Regions from separate parts of the Homo sapiens genome. Here all the other regions are linked to region 3. Evidence: chromatin contacts called from ENCODE Hi-C or POLR2A ChIA-PET data. All regions are on one chromosome and are shown on one strand. The core of a region is the stretch at or near the end of the contact, and the rest is flanking DNA. Distances in the headings are between cores, read along the strand shown.

What was found. A loop is a pair of places that touch in the nucleus more often than their neighbours do. ChIA-PET counts read pairs that join two places held with the same protein, here RNA polymerase II (POLR2A). Pooled maps may share reads with other maps.
Region 1: a loop to region 3 is called in a map of CD8-positive, alpha-beta T cell, with 5 times the contacts of the local background. The contact joins the promoter of NME9 here to the promoter of PIK3CB in region 3. A Hi-C loop is called at or near these places in 3 of 168 maps with a recorded cell type or tissue (CD8-positive, alpha-beta T cell and naive thymus-derived CD4-positive, alpha-beta T cell) and 8 of 50 pooled maps.
Region 2: a map of sigmoid colon shows a loop between it and region 3 (3-fold over the local background). The contact joins the enhancer-like site here to the promoter of PIK3CB in region 3. A Hi-C loop is called at or near these places in 1 of 168 maps with a recorded cell type or tissue (sigmoid colon) and 3 of 50 pooled maps. POLR2A ChIA-PET finds 5 or more read pairs at or near these places in 2 of 52 experiments (OCI-LY7 and Panc1).

Annotation. Positions count from the first base shown.
Region 1 is chr3:138,328,466-138,331,165 of GRCh38, reverse strand. It overlaps NME9 (NME/NM23 family member 9), which reads left to right and starts at 1,315. Exons shown (of 11, transcript NM_001349018.2): 1 at 1,315-1,863. The coding sequence starts at 1,831. It overlaps LOC124909438 (a long non-coding RNA gene), which reads right to left and starts at 1,233. Exons shown (of 2, transcript XR_007096113.1): 1 at 996-1,233.
Region 2 is chr3:138,411,980-138,414,679 of GRCh38, reverse strand. No RefSeq gene overlaps it. Among named protein-coding and RNA genes, the nearest start is that of ESYT3, 21 kb to the left of the region's middle. RefSeq lists enhancers at 1,055-1,555, 1,556-2,056. Within about 2 kb of position 1,404, at least 2 of the 41 ENCODE cell types and tissues checked have a DNase peak (open chromatin) inside an H3K27ac peak, as active enhancers do.
Region 3 is chr3:138,833,580-138,836,279 of GRCh38, reverse strand. PIK3CB (phosphatidylinositol-4,5-bisphosphate 3-kinase catalytic subunit beta) reads left to right here and starts at 1,352. Exons shown (of 24, transcript NM_006219.3): 1 at 1,352-1,585. RefSeq lists a silencer at 1,116-1,855.

The DNA.
Region 1 (2,700 bases), core at 66-2,565, 510 kb after region 3:
TTGCTGGGTACCTCATGGCCAAACAGGGTATCAGCACTCCCTGGATGGAAATCATTTGGTGTATGCTTCACTTAGGAAGAATTGATATCTTAACAATATTAATTCTTCCTATCCATGAACACGGAATATTTCTTCATTTATTTAAATCTGTGAGATCTCTTTCATCAGCTGTGATTGATTCCTAGTTTAATTCTATTGCAGTCAGAGAACATACTTTGTTCTATCCTTTTAAATTTGTTAAGCTATGTTTTATGGCCTAGATTGTGGTCTATCTCAGTGAATGTCCCATGTGAGCTTGAGAAAGAATCTATATTCCGCTGTTGTTGAACTAAATATTGCATAAATGTCAATTAGATCAATTTGATATTTTTCAGTTCAACTATATCCTTGCTCATTTGCTTCTGCTGGATGTATTAATTACTTTTTAAAAATGGTATGAAAGCATTCTATTATAATACTGAGTTTACCTATTTTTCCTTGCAGTTTTATCTTCTTTTGCCTCACATATTTCGGTGCTCTGTTTTTAAGTACATACATATTAAGTATTGTTATGTCTTCCCAAATAACTGATCCCTTTAACTTTATGTAATGTCCCTGTTTATACCTGATAAATTTCCTTGTTCTGAAGTCTGCTTTTCTTGAAATTAACATACCTACTTCAGCTATTTTTTTAATTAGTGTCAGCCTGGTATAGCTTTCTCTATCCTTTTGCTTTTAATGTATTTTCTTGTGGATAACACACGATTGGGCTTTGTTTGTTTTTGAAATCCATTCTGACAATCTCTTTTTTAATTGGTGTAATCAGATTATTCACATTTAAAGTGGTTATTGATACAGTTGGATTAATATCTACAATGTCTGTAACTGTTTTGTATGTGTCTCACTTGACTTTCATATCTAATTTTGAATTTGTAATTTCATATTCTTTGCCTTAAAGAGAACGCTTGCAGATCCCTCAAAACCTGGAGACACCCCCCACCTTGCACACATTATACCGGTATGTGATGGTAGAAAAGCTGCACATCAGTCTTGGCAGGCAGGGCAGGAGGGATGCAGGGATTCACAGATGCGACTGTGCAACGCACAGATGCACTGGGTCTTTGCTTGGTGGGTTCGAAGCCTCCAGACGCTGACAAACACTGCAGCCAATGAGTGGGTTCCTATGGTCCGATATGGAGGGCAAGGGGCGGGACTCCCTCCTGCCTCTCCCTGGCTGGGTTCAGAGCCTCCGCGGAGAGACTGCGTTGGGCCCAGAGTGGGCGTGGCTTACGTGTCCGCCGGCTTTCCTGGCAGGCCTGGCGGGGGGGCCAGGTTGCCATGACGACCGCGGCTAGGTCGCGGCAGACTCGGTTGGTGACTCCGGGCGCGTCGAAGATCTTGTACCTGTCGTTCGCAGTGGCTCACTTTCCCAGTAATCCATAAGAACAGCAGGGATAACAGGGTCCCATGTCGTTTTTTTGTCAGAATTCCTCGACTGGCGACCCTGTGCCCGACAGGCTGCACCGCGCCCGGCGCACTGACTCCGGCCTCTGCGCGCGCCCCCTGGCCGGCTCCGGGGTGGGGAGGGGGCTTCGCAGATCCCCAGAAAACCGCCCGGCGAGCCACGAGCCCGTGGACTGCAGGCTCCGCTTCCTCGCGGGGTGTTCACTTTGTATCAGTGTGCTGATTTGCCGCCAGTTAGAAGCACCTTAAAAAGGGGCCGGGGGCCGTAGGAGGGGGGCTTGTCTGAAGGAGGCTCTGGGCTTGCTGATCCACGCAGCGGTTTGTCGCGAGGCTGCGGGGGAACGGCCCACGGCCGCGGTAACAGGGCTTCGTCTTCTTTGCAGAGCCATGGGCAGCAGGAAGAAGGAAATTGCCCTGCAGGTAAGCCTCAAGGGGCGCTAGCTTCCAGCTCTGGGTTGGGCTCGGGGAAGAGGAGGGTGATTAGAGCGGGGTTGCAGTATAAAAGTGACATTCTGTTTGCCAGCAGTACGTGACAGTGTTCTCAAACTTGAGTGATGTACCCTTCCGTCTTAAAGGGACAAAACTTATCTTGGAACCCCAGTGATGACAAATTTTACGCAAACAAAATTAATGCAAACAAAACTGAGTAGAAGCTGTTTACATTTATAGTGCTTATACAACCATAAAACCTAAACATGCATTAAATAAAACTATAAACTAAGAAAATACGAATCAACATAACTCGATGTGACCGTTATTTTGTTCTTGTTGAAATACAACTGCAGCTTGCACAGAGAATACAGTATAGGTTCTTTTGACTTTGGGCATGAGTCTGTAACTGTGTGCTCTGTGGAGACCCAGTTTTCCCACCACTGTTCTCATCAAATTTCACTTATTAACAAATATGTTTTGAGATATATTATGTGCTGGACATATGTTATATAGAGTGTCTTACTTCATTTGCATGTGGGACAAGTGAATTCAGAAGCCAGCAGCTGCTCTTCTTCTTGGTCCTGGACAATAGATAGTGGTTGATTCTGAAGTGATGGTAAAAACATGCAGGCATAGACCCTGGAATTAGGAGAGAGTGCTTGGTCATAAGGAGATCAGCTGGATGATCTGCAACATGGGAACATTTTAAAACGAACTTAAAATGCCTCATCATCAGCTGGCCCCAGTAAGATGCATACCAAGGCTACAGCGCCTCCTAGATAATAGAGCATTAGTGGTTTTGAGACATCTGGTTTCTCTCTTATT
Region 2 (2,700 bases), core at 155-2,654, 420 kb after region 3:
ACAGCATCATTTATCTAATCATTCTCCAATTATTGCTCACTTAGATCCTTTAACGTTTTGTATCTTATGAATGTGAAGATCACCTTTGTTCATCATTCTTTGCATCTTTTATTACTTCTTTAGGAGAGGGTCCTAGGAGTGGCATTTTTAGGAAAGAGGATTTTAAACCTCTTGATACCAGATGCCAAATTGCTTCCTGTGAAGGCTGAATCTGTTTTGATTGACAAGGGGAGCTGGGCAAGAGCAGAGCTTGGAGTAGCCCGGGGACCCAGGAGAGGAGGGCAACAGGAGGCTGTTTTTTCGGTAAGAAGCATCTGAGGAAAGGAGAAATGAGTCAGGCAGGGGAGAGGTGGCAGGGCAGGGGCTATGGTCAGAGGATGGGGGAGGCTAAGCCTCCTTGCTGAATGTCCAGCTCAGAGCCTGCCCCACAAGGGAGGCAGAGGGGGTACCGCTGGACAGGCCAGCTTGGCCTGGGAGACGAGCACCCCACTAACTAAGGGGGGTGTGCCTAGCTCCTCCAAGCCTTAAATGACGTGACCCGTGCAAAGCACAATGACTGGTACATGCTGTTTGAGTAAATGGTGGCTGGAGTTACTAGTAGACACTCCAGAATCATTTACGGATTCGATTTTGGAATCCTGGCTAACATTTAAATAGAGTTTCGGTGTGCCAGCCACTATTTTGAAAGTATATGCAGTCATGTGTTGTTTGATGATGGATATACATTCTGAGAAATGCATCCTTAGGTGATTTCATCATTGTGTGAACATCATAGAGTGCACCTACACAACCCTGGATAGTAAAGCCTACTACACACCACGGCTCTATGGGATAGCCTACTCCTTCTAGGCTACAAACCTGGACAGTATGTTACTGGACTGAATACTGTAGGCAACTGTAAGACAATGGCAAGTATTTGTGTATCTAAACATAGAAAAAGGACAGAAAAAATAGGGTATTTTAATCTATGGAACTACCTTTGTATATGTGGTCTGCCCTTGACCAAAACATCCTTATGTGGCACATGACTGTATCTAATTCAACAATAGCTCAATATCCCTAAAATAAGTATGTTATCATCAATCCAGTTTGACAAATGAGGCAATCAAAGCATAGAGAGCTTGGACACGTTACCGAAGGTCATCAGCTGGCAGCATTGCTGGGCCAGACCTAGGCAGCCTATGTTCTTACCGCACTCCACACATCCTCTGTGCACCAATAATACCAGAAATCTCAGTAATGCCAGCCACAAAGAAGGAACTAGAAGTTTGGATGGTTTGGAGGAGGAGGGGTGGTGGGGAAGAACTATCATATTAACAAGAAAGTCAGTTGTAGTGCCTTGCATCACAGGGTCCATTTCCAGCAGCCTCAGCCACCAGGCTGACTCTAAGGAAGCAGGGCCAAGGTCAGGGCCGAGGGGCCTCCCAGCTGTGGGTGCTCCCCTGGGCTGCAGTCCAGAAGCCCCCAGACTACACATGAGGCCTCCTGGGTCTTACTCACTGGGCTAACTGCTGGGTTGTCCTGGCCTCGACTTCTCAGATGGAGCTGGGAAAGGCAGCTGGAGGAAGAGAACTGGAGGTGGTGTCCAAGGCCACAGCTCAGGCTGCCCCTGGAGGAGGCCCAGTGCAGACACTCTGGAAAATGACTGTCACTGATGTTCAAAATGCTGCTGTTGAGTCATGCAGAGGAAGTTGATCTGCATTCAGCTCACTTGGAAGAAGGCAGGGACGTGTGAGACACATTGAAAGATTTTCCTCAAACAAAGTTAAAATTAAAAAGGGGCGGGGCAGCTAGCTGGGACTAGCTCAGTCCTCAGTGTGGCGGGGCTGCTGGTGAATGGAGCGTGGGCTTCCAAGTCAGAACTGGGTGCACGTGCAGGCTCAGTCACTTCTGGTTGTCCCTGGACCTCAGTTTCCCTTTCTGTAAAACAAGCATCACATCACCTACCTCTCAGGGAAGCCATGAGGTTTAAATAAGGTAATATGTAGAAATAGCAGGGTGCCTGGTTTACAGTAAGTGCTCAACAAAACGTTAGCTGATAACTAGTTATTGTTGTGCATTTATTTACTGTATGCCAAATCCTCTGTTGAATGTGTAATGTGGATTACCTAATTCAGGGTTCTTGAAGTGTGGTCCCAGACCAGCACTATCCCATCAACTGGAAACTTGTAAGAAATGCAATTTCTCAGGCCCCAGACCTGCTAAATCATAAAAGCCTGTGTTTTAACTCCCAGGTAATTATGATGATGATGATTGCTAGGTCGAGAACCACCAGCTAATTTATAGTTCTTAGTACCATTATTATAGAACAAGGTGAGAATTTTATTCTTACCAGTAAGGTGACCAATGGTCCTGGTTTGCCCGGGACTGTCCTGGTTTTAGCAATGAATGATCAGTGTTTCAGGAAACTCCTCAGTCCTCAGCAAACTGGTTTTGGCCATCCTATTAAGAGCTGAAACCATATTTCATTCTAGGAAGAGATTATGGGATTATGGCTAAAGAAAGCAAATGAGGTTTAGAGAATCTAAAGGGATGGGTGTTGAGCTTACTGGGTGGCTGGTGCTGGAGAAGACAGGTTGGTGGAGGGTCTGGCATGGGGTGAAGGCCAACTGAGAGGCCCTGACAGCAGAGGGACCATCCCTGTGACCCCCAAGTCCCCAGCAAAACTCAGGAATGGTTATTTTTTCAAGGGACACGGTA
Region 3 (2,700 bases), core at 103-2,602:
TCATTTTTGTCAGTCTCGCCATATTGCCCAGGCTAGGTGTGAACTCCTGGGCTCAAGTGATCTGCCCACCTCGGCCTCCCAAAGTGTTGGTATTACAGCCTCTTCTGGAATTTATTTTTCAATGTTCTTGCTTTAAATCGAAAGTCAATTAAAACCAGGATCATTGGCCGGGCACGGTGGCTCATGTCTGTAATCCCAGCCCTTTGGGAGGCCGAGGCGGGCTGATCACCTGAGGTCGGGAGTTCGAGACCAGCCTGACCAACGTGGAGAAACCCCGTCTCTACTAAAAATACAAAATTAGCCAGGCGTGGTGGCGCATGCCTGTAATCCTCAGGAAGGCTGAGGCAGGAGAATCGCTTGACCGGGGGACGCAGAGTTGCGGTGAGCCAAGATCGCGCCATTGCACTCCAGCCTGGGCAACAGTAGCGAAACTCTCATTCAAAATAAGTAAATAAATAAAAAATAAAAAAACTAGGATCATTTCTCAAATAAACTATTGGTTTGTCACTTAATTGATTTGTCACGTTTGCTTTTTATTATGTTGTACTTCTAGATTTTATCCCTGACTACTCAACTATTTGTCCAGGGTAATATAGGAGCATTACGTTAGAATATACTAGCTTTGGAGTGAGTTAAAATGTTGGTTTTCAGTAAGTAAAATTTAAGTGTCCCACTAGAAAGAGGACTGTGATTTTTCGCGGTTGGGGTCAAAGGTAACAGGAAACAAGGTAGGCAAAAAGGGGTAAAGTTTAAGGCTCTGCAGACAAATGTTAGGTGTTGTTACTGCAAAATTGAACAAAGAACAAGAATCTTGGGCTTGAAAGCCTGGACTTTTCCCTAGAAACAACCATTCACAGTGTAGGGACTGAAGGGCCAGCTGTGAGGCAGCCGAGCTAGCGCCCTATCCTCACAAAGGGAGTGAAAGACGGAGACGGGTATCGGGAAAAAAATAAGTGCTGCGTCCAAGAATTTAGGAGTCAGTCCATGTCGCAGAACAGGGAGAAGGGCTGGGAAGAAAAGGCCAGCAAGGAACCTAGGAAGAGCGGAATCTCTCGGGAGGAGGTTATGGAGGCCGCAGCGGGTGATGGGTCTCTCCTGAAGGCGACTTGCCGGGGATTCCCTATTCCGCAGTCCTCTGGGAGTCGCAAAGAGAGTTAGGAAAGGCCGTGCAGCAGCGTCGCAGCCGGGCTGGCAACGGTAGAGGAATCGGCAGTGAGGCCTCTCCCCACACCCTGCCAGCCCAACTGCCGCCGCCGCCGCCGCCGCCACCGCGGGGCCCGGGATTGGCCCGAGGGCGGCGCAGGGCGGGGCGGGGGCTGCTGGGATGCAGGCCTGAGAGGCTGGCGCGCGCGCACACGGGCGCGGGTTCGGCGGCGGCGCGCGCGTGCTCTGTCGGCCTGTGCGGCGCTGCGGCGGAGCGGGCCATGGCAGTGGGGAGGGGGCGAGTGTAGTGCTGCGCGGGGCAGGCGGGAGGTGATCGAGAGAGGCAGGGATGGGGGCGCCGGAGTGGAGCGGTTGCGGCGGCCTGGGCTGCTGACTGCGCACTTGGAATAGTAGCAGGCGGCGGCGGCGGAACGCCAGGCAGGTGAGTGCGGCGGCCGGGACCCGGATGCGGCGCGGCTGAGGGGCGGCTGGGTCGCGGCGCCGGCTGCGGTGCCCCCGGGCGTGCTGGCGGTGCGTTCTAGCTTGCCGCTACCTGCGGCGCTGGCGACTCTTGTGGTTGCACCGCGCTTCCTGCCAGCTTGGAGGATAACCGCCTACCGGCCGGTGGGGGCGTCTGGCTTGGTTGCGGCCCGCCCTGGGCTCTCCAAGGTGAGTGGCGCCCCCCGGCCCCTGGGCGGCAGAGACGCTGCCGGGCGTCCCGGGTCACTGTCGCTTTGGGTCCCGTTCCTGAGGGGCGTTTCTGTGGAGAGACGGCGTACTCGCGCCCCGCGTCTATGCGGACACCTCCGGAACTTCCCGACCCTCAGGTGCCTTTTTGCGCAGAAGTGTATTTCAGAGGCGTGGACCCAGGGTTATTAGGTTATGGACATGTTTTCGAATCCCAACGCCGCTGCTGACCAGTCCTGGGGCCTTGGGCCAAAATATCCTGATGTGTTAAATGGAAATAATAATACATACACCATAAGGTTGTTGTGAGGTTAGGCATAACTGAACAAGTGCTAAGTAAATGATACCCCTGCTGCAGCATCTCGTGTTAGCTATTGCTAATTCCTGGCTGCTGGCGTGCGTTTGGGGGCACATTTATTTCCGATCTGCTCTGGTGTTGCAGTAACCGATACTGGAGTTGCTTAATATTGGAGCCTGTTAACCTCGCAGTGGCCAAAATAGAATCCTATAGTCCCTTACTAGAATCCTGCAGTCTCTTCCCGCAGGGCTGAATTGGAACCCTGTCTCAGGTACTGAGTGGGAATTACTGCTGAAATGAAACCGAGCAAATTCGGGATTCGCTTAGGATGAAAGATGGTGGGACGTAAACTTGAAGTGCTTTGCTGTTTCATCTCAAGTGACACTTGAACTCTGCCACTTGTTACAGAGTTATAAACACACGAAGAGTATGGAAACAGACTCTTTTTTCTGCATTGCTACATCCAAAGGGAGTGACAAGTGCTTTTGTAAACATCATTGTGGGCAGTGTGACTGTCTGGTGAAGTCATGATAATTAAATGAGTACTTATTTTGAAGCACTGAATGGAAGTT